Regions from separate parts of the Homo sapiens genome. Here all the other regions are linked to region 1. A link is a contact called in ENCODE Hi-C or POLR2A ChIA-PET data. All regions are on one chromosome and are shown on one strand. The core of a region is the stretch at or near the end of the contact, and the rest is flanking DNA. Distances in the headings are between cores, read along the strand shown. Region 1 has its middle 12 kb from the start of EEA1. Region 2 overlaps PLEKHG7 (pleckstrin homology and RhoGEF domain containing G7). Region 3 overlaps EEA1 (early endosome antigen 1).

What was found. Hi-C counts contacts between places; a loop is a spot of excess contacts on that map. ChIA-PET counts read pairs that join two places held with the same protein, here RNA polymerase II (POLR2A). Pooled maps may share reads with other maps.
Region 2: a pooled map shows a loop between it and region 1 (2.6-fold over the local background). The contact joins two enhancer-like sites. A Hi-C loop is called at or near these places in 1 of 50 pooled maps. POLR2A ChIA-PET finds 5 or more read pairs at or near these places in 4 of 52 experiments (CD8-positive, alpha-beta T cell, Panc1, activated T-cell and 1 more).
Region 3: a loop to region 1 is called in a map of psoas muscle, with 2.2 times the contacts of the local background. The contact joins two enhancer-like sites. A Hi-C loop is called at or near these places in 2 of 168 maps with a recorded cell type or tissue (Caco-2 and psoas muscle) and 3 of 50 pooled maps. POLR2A ChIA-PET finds 5 or more read pairs at or near these places in 3 of 52 experiments (B cell, Panc1 and T-cell).

What each region holds. Positions count from the first base shown.
Region 1 is chr12:92,939,398-92,943,895 of GRCh38, forward strand. No RefSeq gene overlaps it. Among named protein-coding and RNA genes, the nearest start is that of EEA1, 12 kb to the left of the region's middle. Within about 2 kb of position 1,899, at least 3 of the 41 ENCODE cell types and tissues checked have a DNase peak (open chromatin) inside an H3K27ac peak, as active enhancers do.
Region 2 is chr12:92,767,511-92,772,008 of GRCh38, forward strand. PLEKHG7 (pleckstrin homology and RhoGEF domain containing G7) reads left to right here. Exons shown (of 17, transcript NM_001377329.1): 16 at 1,473-1,570; 17 at 2,578-4,498. The coding sequence ends at 2,685. It overlaps EEA1 (early endosome antigen 1), which reads right to left. Exons shown (of 29, transcript NM_003566.4): 29 at 3,127-4,498. Among named protein-coding and RNA genes, the nearest start is that of PLEKHG7, 67 kb to the left of the region's middle. RefSeq lists a silencer at 1,729-1,929. Within about 2 kb of position 2,069, at least 2 of the 41 ENCODE cell types and tissues checked have a DNase peak (open chromatin) inside an H3K27ac peak, as active enhancers do.
Region 3 is chr12:92,808,774-92,813,271 of GRCh38, forward strand. EEA1 (early endosome antigen 1) reads right to left here. Exons shown (of 29, transcript NM_003566.4): 16 at 4,207-4,320; 17 at 2,506-2,661; 18 at 244-383. Among named protein-coding and RNA genes, the nearest start is that of PLEKHG7, 110 kb to the left of the region's middle. Within about 2 kb of position 1,786, at least 2 of the 41 ENCODE cell types and tissues checked have a DNase peak (open chromatin) inside an H3K27ac peak, as active enhancers do.

The DNA.
Region 1 (4,498 bases), core at 649-3,148:
TAGAAACTCAATGATAGATGATTCCAGAGGCTAATTCTAACAATACCATTGATTAAACTCATAGATTACTTAGAATGGTCTGAACATTTAAAGTAATGCAGTAAGGACTCAAATAAATGGTTTTTGTGAAATACTAATCTGAAAATGTCTTGCTAGCATATAGATGGCAGCATAAGTAAAGAATAGAGATGGTAAAGTACTCTAAAGTATTATTACTAGTGACATTATTATTTTGTAAAAATATATTCTAGTGGCCGAGCACGGTGGCTTATGCCTGTAATCCCACCACTTTGGGAGGCCGAGGCGGGTGGATCACGAGGTCAGGAGATCGAGACCATCCTGGCTAACACGGCAAAACCTCATCTCTACTAAAAATACAAAAAATTAGCCAGGCGTGGTGGTAGGCGCCTGTAGTCCCAGCTACTCGGGAGGCTGAGGCAGGAGAATGGCGTGAACCCGGGAGGCAGAGCTTGCAGTGAGCCAAGATCGCGCCACTGCACTCCAGCATGGGCGACAGAGTGAGACACTGTATCAAAAAAAAAAAAAAAAAAAAAAAAAATATATATATATATATGTATATATATATTCTAGTGAAAGAGGTACATACACACATTCCCTCTCTCATTTACATCATTGTTTCTAAGTGATATCAAATGAAATTTAATATTAAAATTTGTAAGATAACATAAACAACACAATACACTTTTTTTTTGTTTTAGATGAAGTCTCACCCTGTAGCCCAGGCTGGAGTGCAACGGCTCAATCTTGGCTCACTGCAATGTCTTCCTCCTGGGTTCAAGCAATTCTCCTGCCTCAGCCTCCCGAGTAGCTGGGATTACAGGCGTGCACCACCACGCCCAGCTAATTTCTTCGTATTTTTGGTAGATACAGGGTTTCACCATGTTGGCCAGGATGGTCTCGAACTCCTGACCTCCTGATCTGCCCACCTCGGCTTCCCAAAGTGCTAGGATCACAGGTGTGAGTCACCGCGCCCGGCCCAATATGCCTTTTTAAAACTTTTTCAGGACAATGCTTGTTATGAGTTAATTGGCTAAAAATGGGACCCAAAAATATATTCTATTGACATATTTTGGTTAATATAAAAAATAGACATTTAGATGATGAAAAAAAGCAACAAACAAATTAACCTGAAAAGAAAATTAAAGAACAACTTGGGAAACATACAGTACTCCTCCTCTTCCTTTTCCCTAATGCCTCTTTCCTCAGGTTGTAGAGCATTGTGTGGCCTTCAGGAAAAAATATCAATTTGCTCAATTAAATTAAAATCCAGTTTGTAATGTTGTTCTGTTGACCTAAAGGGAAAAACTGAGGCAAACGGAATGTAAGTAGAGAGTTTATTTGGGCCAAGTTTGAAGACTGCAACCTAAAACATAGACTCAAAGTTCCCTGAATATGTACTCCAACTAGCAGCAATTACAAGTAGCTGGGGTTTTGTTTTATTTTATTTTATTTATGAGAAAGGGTCTTTCTCTGTCACCCAGGCTGAGTGCAGTGGCACAACCATGGCTCACTGCAGCCTGTGCCTCGTGGGCTCGAGTGATCCTCTTGACTTTTTTCTTTTTTTTTTTTTTGGTAGAGAGAGGGTCTCACTGTGTTGCTCAGGCTGGTTTTGAACTCCTGGGCTCAAGCAATCTTCCTGCCTCTGCCTCCCAAAGTACTGGGATTACAGGCACAAACCACCACACCCAGCCACAAGTAGGTTTTTAAGGGACAAGAAGAGGTGATCTTACACTGTTTACTGATATGGTTTGTCTCTGTGTCCCCACCCAAATCTCATGTTGAATTGTAATCCCTACATGTCAGAGAAGTGGCCTGGCAGGAGTGACTGGATCATGGGGGGCGGATTTCCTCCTTACTTTTCTCATAAAAGTGAGTGAGTTCTCACGAGATCTGATGGTTTAAAAGTGTGGCACTTCCCCTTTCACTCTCTCTCTCTTCCTGCTCTGCTACGGTAAGACGTGCTTTGCTTTCCCTTTGCCTTCCGCCATGATTCTAAGTTTCCTGAGGCCTCCCCAGCCATGCAGAACTGTGAGTCAATCTAACCTCTTTTTAAAATAAATTACCCAGTCTTAGGTAGTTTTTTTTTTTTTTTTTTTTTTTTTTTTGAGATGGAGTCTCGCTTCATCACCCAGGCTGCAGTGCAGTGGCACAATCTCGGCTCACTGCAACCTCCACCTCCAGGGTTCGAGTGATTCTCCTGCCTCAGCCTCCCCAGCAGCTTGGATTACAGGCATCTGCCACCACCCTGGGCTAATTTTTGTATTTTTAGTAGAGACGGGGTTTCACCATGTTGGCCAGTCTTGTCTCAAACTCCTGACCTCAAGTGATTCGCCCACCTCGGCCTCCCAAAGTGCTGGGATTATAGGCATGAGCCACCATGCCCTGCCTCAGGTAGTTCTTTATAGCAGTGTGATAATGGACTAATATATGTACCAATAATTTACATTTAAATAATATAATTTATTGATTGGCTGTACCATGTTCTTTGTATCACAAATTTCAGGAACATGAAGATAATGGGCAGTTCAGCTAGTCAGAAACAAAATGGCTTTTTTTTTCTTCAAAATAGGTGTATTTAAACAGAGACAGGGTTTCTCTATATTGCCGAGGTTGATCTCAAACTCCTGGCTTCAACTGATTCTCTTGTCTTTCCAAAATGCTGAGATTACAGGATGAACCAGCATGCCAGCCAAAATGCCTTTAAACAATTGTCCCTGACTGGGCACGGTGGCTCACACCTGTAATCCCAACACCTTGGGAGGCCAAGGCAGGAGGATCCCTCGAGCCCAGGAGTTAAAGACCAGCCGGGGCAACAAAAGCCATGATCATGCCACTGAACTTCAGCCTGGGCAACAGAGTGAGACCCTGTCTGAAAAAACAAAAAACCTGATAAAGGGCACGTTGGCTCATGCCTATAATGCGAGAACTTTGGGAGACCAAGAAAGGAAGATTGCTTGAGCACAGCCTGGGCAACATGGTGAGACCACATCTTCACACTCACACAAAAATTAGCCAGACATGGTGGCATGCACCTGTAGTCCCAGCTACTCTTGAAGCTGAGTGGGGAGAATCACTTGAGCCAGGGAGGTCGAGGCTGCAGTGAGTTGAGATCATGCCATTGTATTCCAGCCTGGGAAACAGAGCAGGACCCTGTGTCAAAACAAAAACCCAAACAAAAAACAATTACCCCTGGGCATAGATGCAAGATGGTGGGGGGTTGTAGGATGTGACTAAAGTCACATACTCATGTCTCTCTGGGCCTGGCACCTCTTGCAGACCTCACATAGCTCAGATTGCTCTGAGCTATATTTCTTTCCTCAATTCACTCAAGAAACTGCGCTATATATGTTGTTACTGCATAACATGATGGGAAGAAATGTAAAACTAATAAATAATTTAGTTTTTTTATGAGAAGTGACAAAAATCTTTAAACCCTTTCATATACTGAAGAAAAAGTCTGAAATAGCATATATCGTAATTTTAAGTAGAAAAGTTAGGGGTATTGAAACCACCTTCGCAAAAATAAACACTGAGAAAATTATGAAAGAGGTCTGACCTGACTGACTCCAGCTTGCTTACACTCTCCAAGCTGCCCTTCTTCATTCCTGGGTGCAGGCCAAACTAACTTTGGGAGGAATTTAATTTATAGTCTAACTTTGAAACAAAGATGATAACAGCAGTTTCCTGAAACAAACCTCCTTCTTGCCAGGGGGACCAGACTGCCTTTGTAAGACTAACATATTAACCACAAGATTAGAAATGATGGCTTAGGAGCCATGCAGCCAGAAGCCACAGGATTTCAACCCTCCCCAGTTGCTCCTAGGGATAATATTACTATTGTAAAACCTGAGATTGGTGCTCAAGATATTTTTTAGACCCTGCATTATGGTGCATCAGCTGGCACCTCCTGATCAATCAGCACTCTCCACTCCCTGGCCCTCTACCCACCAAACTATCCTTAAAAAAATGCAGTCTCTAAATTTTGGGGGGGACTGATTTCAGTAATAAAACTCTAGTCTTCCATTCAGCTCGCTCTGTGTGAATTAAACTCTTTCTGTATTCCAATTCCCCTGTCTTAATAAATCATCTCTGTTTGGACAGTGGGCAAGGAGAACCCACTGGGCAGTTACAGTATTATTAGGTTAATAAATATATTTGTCCAGGAGTTCGAGTCCAGCCTGGACAACATGATGAAACTCTGCCTGTACAACAAATGCCAAAAAAATTAGCTCAGCATATTGGCCCATGCCTATAGTCCTGGCTACTCGGAAGGCTGAGGTGGGAGGATTGCTTGAGCCCAGGAGGCTGAGGTTGCAGTGAGCCGTGATGGAGCAATTGCATTCCAGCCTGGACGACAGAGTGAGTCTCTGTCTCTAGAAACAAAAACAATATATATTTGTCCCTCCATATTGACAATCTTGCTAAATTTTAAATACTGTGAGGTAGAGTAGATTAAAGGGATCTATTGTACCTTTTG
Region 2 (4,498 bases), core at 819-3,318, 170 kb before region 1:
CCCCAGAAAGTCATTTTAATAGGTTTAAGTCCTCTCGCTGCAGAGAAGCTGGACAGAATTTTATGGCCTCTCATTAACAGACTTTATTTTTTGTAGTAGAATTTGGGAATTATGATGTTTAGATTGTTATGAGTATAATCTGTGATACTGGGGTAGTTCTTGCAGTTAAGAAAATAAGTATTGTATTCACCTGGATTCTGAAAGAAGCCCAACAGCCCCTCAGATAAGCCTGAGTTAAACTAACTTCAACAAATACAAATAGTGACAGCAGACAAGCATCAGCTTAATGATCAGCAAGAATATGTCACTTGCTCACTTTTTCTCTTTCCTGAAGTACTTGATGTGGGCAGGAGACAGCCCTGGCCTGTTTTTGTTTGTTTGTTTCTAAACACTGACTATAGAAAGAATGTATAGGGCGGGCGCGGTGGCTCATGCCTATAATCCTAGCACTTTGGGACGCCGAGGTTGGGTGGATCATGAGGTTAGGAGTTCGAGACCAGCCTGGCCAACAAAGTGAAACCCCCGTCTCGACTAAAAACACAAAAAAATTAGCCAGGCGTGGTGGCGGGCGCCTGTAATCCCAGCTACTCAGGAGGCTGAAGCAGGAGAACCATGTGAACCTGGGAGGCAGAGGTACAGTGAGCCGAGATCCCGCCACTGCACTCCAGCCCGGGCGACAGTGAGAGACTTCGTCTCAAGAAAAAAAAAAAAAGAGAGAAAAAAGAATGTGTAAGCTTCAGGACTGTGTTGTATTAATAATTCAAAGAAGAGACTTTCATTTTAAGCGCTCCTGCTATATTAGAAAAAGAAGTCTGCTCTCCCACTATCTTTTCTTTGAGGCCAGCTAGGAAATGACAGAACAGGCTTTCTTTTGCAAACACAGAAACCATGCCAATGTCTCTTTTTGTTTTGTTTTACATTTCACCCAGTTTGGTGGATGCTGGATTTTGAGTGGTTTTTGGCTTTTCTTGGCCTGAAGTATTCAGGTGGTTTTGTATTTTTGCCACATCTTAATTTGTTTATAAACCTTGGTTGGATGTGACTTCCCTTTAAACACAAAAATAAAATTTTTTAAAGGAGTGGTGAAGAACAAAGAAGAAAATATTATATTGTTTTGTATATTTTTATTATCTATATTTTCATACACAAAAAAATCTACCGCATATGTTTAGCTTGTTCTACGAGCAGGGGCCCCATTACCTAAGCCTTAGTTGCATTTCATCAAGTATCAGAAGTCATTAGCTAAGGAAGAAAGGGTTTTTATAGTAGAGTAGGCTTTATTTGGACATAGTGGTGGGGTCTTGGCATTGAAATAAAATTTAAAAAAAAATTATAAGCTAGATAAACCTCCCACCCTCGTTAAAACAGAAACAAGCCAAATAGAAAACAAACCCCAGATTCTTGTACTAAGAAATTGTTTGGATTTCATATGAAATGATTTGGCTTTTTGTCTTTGTAATATCTTTTTCTAGTCTTTGGGCTGAGAAATGCTTTTCTTATACAACACGAAAACAGATATCGACAGTGTATAGCAGCATTCTTATTACAAGCCCAAACGGAAAACATCAAAGTATGTATTTTAATTTTGTAGGTCTTTGATTCTTCAGAGTTTACATAAGCTCCCCCCAAGTGTCTTAAGTAACAGTGAATGGAAAGTTTTGTGTTTTTCTCTCACCCACTTGGGAAGGGCAGATTTGGGAGGAGGGGAGGGGTACATCTAGTCCATATAATGCTCAAAAGCCTCAGTATTGACAATTTCCTCACACTTGTGGGGTTGAGGAACAATTTCCTCACACTTGCGGGGTTGAGGAACAATTTCCTCACGCTTGCAGAGTTCTCCTGCAGAAGCTCAAGAACTGCCTGCGTTCTACAGTTTCTGTAGGAAATGGGGGAAGAATTGATTTGGATTGCATGATGAACCTTTAAGATGCTCCAATCAGTTTCCAAAGTGCATATAATAGGATATTAGCTTAAGGAGGGCCTGGCGCAATAATGATCCCTGTCAAGTCAGCTTGTCAACCTTTGAAAAACTGCCATTGTTTTTACAGCTATGGAGTTGAAAGAGCAGCTGCCTGACTCTGGTTTCTCTGTCTTAGAAGTTTCTATTTTTGTATTTCCCCTGGTAGGCTTTCATCATATCTACAATGTGGCCAGACAACAAATGCAATATTCAATTTCCTGGGTCACTGCCCTCAGTCTCTTTCAAGTTATACTACAGGTTAAGAACTTGTTTCCACAGAGAATAGAAATTCCAGCAATGCCACTTTCAAACTACATATATTCTCAGTGCTCATTTTTCTAATGAGTTATCATTGACTATTGTTTCTTGATTACTCATAACTGTTATCCAACATGCATACCATACTCATTTAGCCCATCTGCATTTTCCTGTAAGATTAGAAGTATTTATATTAGATGTAAGAAAGAAAATGGGAAACATATGCAAATGTTTCATTAGTCTTCAGTTTTAAAGAGCTGGTCAATAAATATAGCAGAAAATATTAGCCCAAATATGTGAGAAATTGTCAGCTTAACATTCTAATCTCTATTTATGTATTTTTTTCTTTTTTTCAACAGAAAACATGGATGGCACAAATAACAACTGCAATTTCTTGCTTTACCAAGAGTCAGGAAACCAAGAAAATATCTTTATTCACATTGCCCGCAGAATCCTCTGAAATTTAGGGACCTAAAACAAGTGGCATGTCTTTTTAGAAGATTATGGTTTAAGGTATAATTTCATTCAAAGTTTTGTAACACTTAGCTAGTGATAAGCTAGAAGGAAATTTGCATTTTAAAGAAGTTTCAGAATTTGAAATTTTGAGCTAGGAAAATCCTCAGTATAGAGGAATAATGACTGCAACAAATTTGAACTCTGAGGAATTTCTTGACAAATATATACTGACATCCAGATTACCTTCTAATGCTTCCGTCAGGTTTGTAAGAGGTGTGAGTGAAGAAAGGTGCTAATTTGTAAAGGGTGAATGATCAGATAAATGGAGTATCAGAAGGAAAACAATGTCCACTGCTTATGTCCAATATGAACTCCAGCATCTTACTCTGTATCCATAAAATAATGAAACCAATTTTCCTTCATGGCCTGTCAATCAGTCTTAACCGCTTTATAGTCCTACCTCAAACATAATGATAAATCTTTAGATACAAAGCTTGATTGTTCTTTTAATATACAAAGCAATAAATAGGGACTACATTTAAGTAGCAGTTTTAAAATTCCTATTCTCAAACTCATCTCAGGTATATAGTACTCTAACGTGGAAGTAGAAAATCCCAAAGACTAAATTCCATTACTTTAAGATAGGAAGAAAAAAAAAATCTGGCTTTCACCAGTTAACACTTTTGCATGGCTTTTCTTGGCCTGTTGTGAAGTGTACAGATTTTCATAGACATAGTAAGGTATCTGTCTCTTAACTTTATTTTTTGAAGAATGATGGTGTTTGCCATAAAAATACTTTCTGGTTTTGATTGGTGTGTGTGTGTGTGTGTGTGTGTGTTAGCACAGTACAGTCACTTAATTTTATTTGGCAGGACTTCAAATTTCTTCAGAATTTTTATCATGAAAGGCAGTTTGAATAATTATTATCATGGCAGGATATATACTATTAACTACATTCAAGGAACTAGTTCTTAGGGTCAGATTATTGCATCAAAGGGAAGTCCACAAACTTCCATTTCAGAATCGTACCTTTTGCAATTTGCAAAGTGAAAGTAGTAAATTTATCAAATTTGGCTGCAAGACAACTGAAGCCTTAGCTGATTTTGTTAAGCTGAAGAATGGGGTAGAGAGGATAATGTTTGGGCAAGTCATGTGCCCAGTAATTCCTTGAGGAAGGTGAAATTTCACTATGCAAACAAAGCAGTAAAGACAAGTGCAGCAGAAAGGCTTTTGTACAAGGCAAGCACTATTAGAATGGAGACTAATAACCTCTTTATAATAATGTCAGAAATTTAATAGAAGAAAAAAAGGAAAATCTGGAGGACAGTAACTATTGTTAATAGCTAAGAATAAATGAGGTGGAGGGGAGAAAAAGGGGAGAATAGACTTCAAGCTTCAAGTGAATTCCTAGAGATGGCATCTGGATGGGACTGAAAGCAGTTATGTCCAGGAGAATACAATATAGATTATGCAAGAGAAGATTTTATAAAGAAATTTCTGGTTAAAAAAAATTTTTACATTAACAATCATCTTGCAAATGTTTAGATATAAACTAACCTCGGAGGTGAGCAGTGGACTAGGATGAGGTGGCCTCTCAAATTCCTTTAGTCCCATGAATCCAGCAACCACAGACTTACATGTATAAAGGTAGTTTTCTCCCTCTGAATCTCATTAAAGGGAGAGACAGACTGACTAAATTAACAAAATATATAAAACAGCTCAAGAATATGCTGTACATAAACTGGAATTCTATAAAGCTCACAAAGTAACATGTCTAATATACAATATATTAGATGTTTGAGGATATGCACATTAAACTCTTTG
Region 3 (4,498 bases), core at 536-3,035, 130 kb before region 1:
GAAAAGAAACTGGATGACCCAAATTTTATAAAACTAAGTTTTCAGTCCTTTCTAGAGAAGTTTAACCCTATTATGATGGCTTTATTTTTTCATTCACATTAACATCAGTTTATAAAATCAACACAAAATAAATATCTAATAAGTCTTTAAGCACTACGATAGCAAAATTTAAATCTGAAGGAAATTTTAATACTTAGTTCACAATCTTTTCCCTTAATTTGTAAGTAAAGTGGTTTAGCTTACATTTCCTTCTCCATTTCAAGTTGTTTACTCAATTCTGTGGCTCTGAGCTCTAAATCTGTGTTCAGCTGTCTTTGCTGTTGTAGATCTTGCAAAGCCTGCTCCTTGCTTGCTTTAACTTCAAGACTATCAGCTTCTAGTTTCTATGAAAGAAATATGATATGGCAGCCATTTTAATATTAGTAATTATCAATCTATTATTAAATACTATAACATTTTTGTTTATATTCAAACAGGTGTGACATACAAAAAAAAATTTATTATAATAAAAAACATATTCTGAAACCATTACTAAGGGTGTTATTTATTTTAAAATCTTTCAGAAGACCCAGCAGAAAGCTTTATACATGATAGACTGCCACTAAGTGTTGGTGTTTAAAATTAATTCTGGGCTGGGCGCGGTGGCTCACACCTGTAATCCCAGCACCTTGGGAGGCAGAGGCAGGCAGATCACTTGAGGTCAGAAGTTCGAGACCAGCCTGGCCAACATGGTGAAACCTTATCTCTACTAAAAAAAAAAAAAAAAAAAAAATTAGCCAGGCGTGGTGGCCGGTGCCTGAAGTCCCAGCTACTCAAGACGCCGAGGCAGGAGAACGGCTTGAACCTGGGAGGCAGAGGTTGCAGCGAGCTGAGATCGCACCACTACACTCCAGCCTGGGCAACAGAATGAGACTCCATCTCAAAAAAAAAAAAAATTAATTCTGAATGAAACAATCAACTTAAAAGAAACATAGAAACATAAATAGTTATTATCTCAGTAAAAGTTATTAACTCAAGTATGAAAAAATAAGTTAACAGGTTCACTGATCTACTCACTTAAAACATATTATCTTTTATAGTCACAGTTAAAAACACTGATGTAATTATAAGATATTTAAAACTAAAATGAAGTTCTCACGTACTCCTTCTCATTAACACCTATTGATCCTAAATATAAAGCCAATTAAGTTCCTGATTTTGCTTCTTTAATCTCTTGGACTAGATGACATTGTTGTTCTTCAGAATATAGTTTGCATCTCACATGTATACATGTAATTATGTGTGTATTTTTACAAACTTACAAAATCAAACTGTTGAATATAAGTTTGAAAAGCTTTACACAATGCATTTCCTTGCAGTGGTAGTGATTTTGCACACTAAATATTTTATAAACTGATTGGTATCTGTAGCCCTTACCATTGACCTACACTGAAAATATTCATTAAATAAAAGATATTTGATGTAGCTAAATTAATTATACATGTCTATATAAAAAATATGATACTCCCTAAAATGATAATTACAAAGTGTTAGAGCTGATAATCACAATAAAAACTCAGTTCTAAATAACCACTATTTTTAATAGGTACCCAAAAAGAATTCTCATTAGACACTTTTCAGTAAAATAATACTTCTGTTATTTTTAACCATGCCTAAAGTACCTTGCCTTTGCTATTATCGTTTGTCATAAAGAAAAAGGAACCTATAAACAGAATTGTAAATGTAATTATTCCCCCATACTATATTGGTATGTATGTACATATATTCATTTCATGACTCTAAACTTATACACACACGCTTCACCGGGTTGAGGAAGTATAAGTTACATATATAGTAACTTGAGAAGTTTTTGTTTAACTGATAGTAGCTCAATTTTTAAAAATTTTTTTTTTTTTTATTTTTAGCCAAAGGCAGTTAAGCAGCAAGCGGTTCTAATTTGAAGGACACAAAAACTCAGGTCAAATCCTTCTGAGATGTCTAATCATCTTATCTCTTCAGTAAATCAACACATTCATATGGAGTTGTGTTAAAGTAAGATACAGTTTATCATAGTCTCAATGTGTTTTTAAATTAGAAGCAAAATCCAAAGGGTATAAAGTTCTAAAAAGGAAAAGTCTACCATATCTGAAATGTGATATTGGAGTAAGTTGGTAAGAGATGGAAGAATGAAGGAACAGAAGAGACTTCACAACAAAAAATTGAGAAGTTCCTTGTAATGGTAGAGTAGATACCTGGTTATCTGTCTTTGGAAAAAGTAACACATTACAATGGAATCAGTATGTAAGTTGACTGTCATTTATAAAAGATGCTCATTAAGGGAGACATTAAAAATAAAGATAGAATTCAAACTTAAGACATGAAAAATTACAAGCAATTTTTTAAAAATTTTATACCACAACTTCACCTTTCTTTGTTAACTAAAAATCTTTGATTCCATGTAGGTCATGAGATTCCATTGCTACTGAAGTAGAAAATATGACTAAATTCAACTTCTTTTATACAAACCTTAATTTGACCTTCTAGCTCTTCGGTTTTCTGTTCTAAAGAGAGGTATTTCTCTTTATATTCTTTAAGATGACTTTCCAGCTGACTGCAATGTTCTTGCTTGTCTTGTAACTTTGCAGTGACCTGATCCAACTGAGTAGTAATCTTATTTAACTCCTTTAGAAAAGTACAATTGAAGAAAACTTTGGTAAGGTTTACTATATTGTAGTGGCCAAATGTTCAACGTAAAATTGAAAACTCTAATTTTATTTAAAAAAATATTTGGAGTAAGAGCTCAGATAAATCTAATGATATATCAGAGGCTATACTTACCTACCAATATAAACGACATGAACTAAATTCTTGCATAGTCTGAGATCCTAAGTTTATATGTATAACAGTTTAATAACTTTTCAATGTTTATCTAGGAAGAATTATTTTAGGAGCCAAATATTAGCCAGGCTAATAATAAAATAACACTTTTATATTATAATTAAATATTTTCAATGTTCAAGACACCAATTTTTAAAACTATTTTTTAAAAATATTACAGTGTTTACATTTATGATGCTTTTCAATTCATTTGGAATATCCAGTTGCACAAAAAAAAAAAAATAAAATAAAAATTACTAGTAAATCTACTATGTACCAAAAGTAGGACACATACCAAATTTAACAGCAAACATTCCATTCAAATGGGCTTTTCATAAAGGGTAAATATAGAAAACTGTTTTGTTCTGTTTTTTAACTTGATATACTTCTGTATTGTTTTTTAAAAAATGGACCAATAAAGCCAGGTGCGGTGGCTCACACCTATAATCCCAGCACTTTGGGAGGCCAAGGTGGGTGAATCACCTGAAGTCGGAGTTTGAGACCAGCCTGACCAACATGGTGAAACCCTGTCTCTACTAAAAATACAAAATTAGCCAGGCACGGTGGCACATGCTTGTAATCCCAGCTACTTGGGAGGCTGAGGCAGGAGAATTGCTTGAACCCGGCAGGTGGAGGTTTCAGTGAGCCAAGATTACACCATTGCGCTCCAACCTGGGTAACAAGAGCAAAAAACTCCATCTAAAAAAAAAAAAGACCAATAACTAATATTACTCCCTGAATAACAAGTAAATTTTAAAAATTTCTACCAGTAAAAGCTAAGAAAAATCTACCAGCAACATTCACCGTGACCCTAAAGTAGGATGCTTCTATTCTACCAGAGTATCGCTTCTGTATTCCCTCCAGCTCCTCACTTCCTCCTATTACCAAGAAAGGAGTAACTCTTATAACTGAGGTAGAATATACAGTGTTCTTTTCCTGTTTCCAAGTGGCAAGTACATTTGGGTCATGGTCCAGTCTACCTACTAAAAACAAATGTGGTGGTCTGCCCCATCCAATCACCAACACTTGAAGGGATGGGGCAACAATTCAAAAGTTAGGAGGAAACATTACTGCTCTACACCAAGGTCTAGGCTAGGGGAGAAGGACAATATCAGGAAACCAACCACACCTGCACACTAGTAGAAATTTATCAAAAACAAAGCTGTTATTTTTATCTCCATCTATGTGACCCCCACTTTTACTACTCAACTGGAACTCATGGAGAAATTAAGGGGGATAAGCAAGTCTATCACAAGATTATACAAAACTGGGTATCATCTTTACATGTTTGCAATTTATTTATCTACCAAAGCACTAGGTGATAGTATGAAATTGCATCTGTTTCCCTACCTGCTGTTTATCTTGTAATGCATTTTGAGCTGTGTCCAAATGATTCTGAAGATCAGCTCTTTGAGCAGTTTTTGCTGCTTCTGCTGATAGTAATAGTTCGGTTTTGGCTTTAATCTGTAACAGCATTTACAAATTATTTAATTTATATTTAGTTCTTGATTTCCTCTTGCTTGAACGCACACTCCTTTTGTGACTAAACAAACTATTTAAAAATTAAGTCCTTGGCAAAAACATATGGATTTATATATTGAAAAATATGTATGTGAAAATCGCCAAAATAGGAATGATAGGG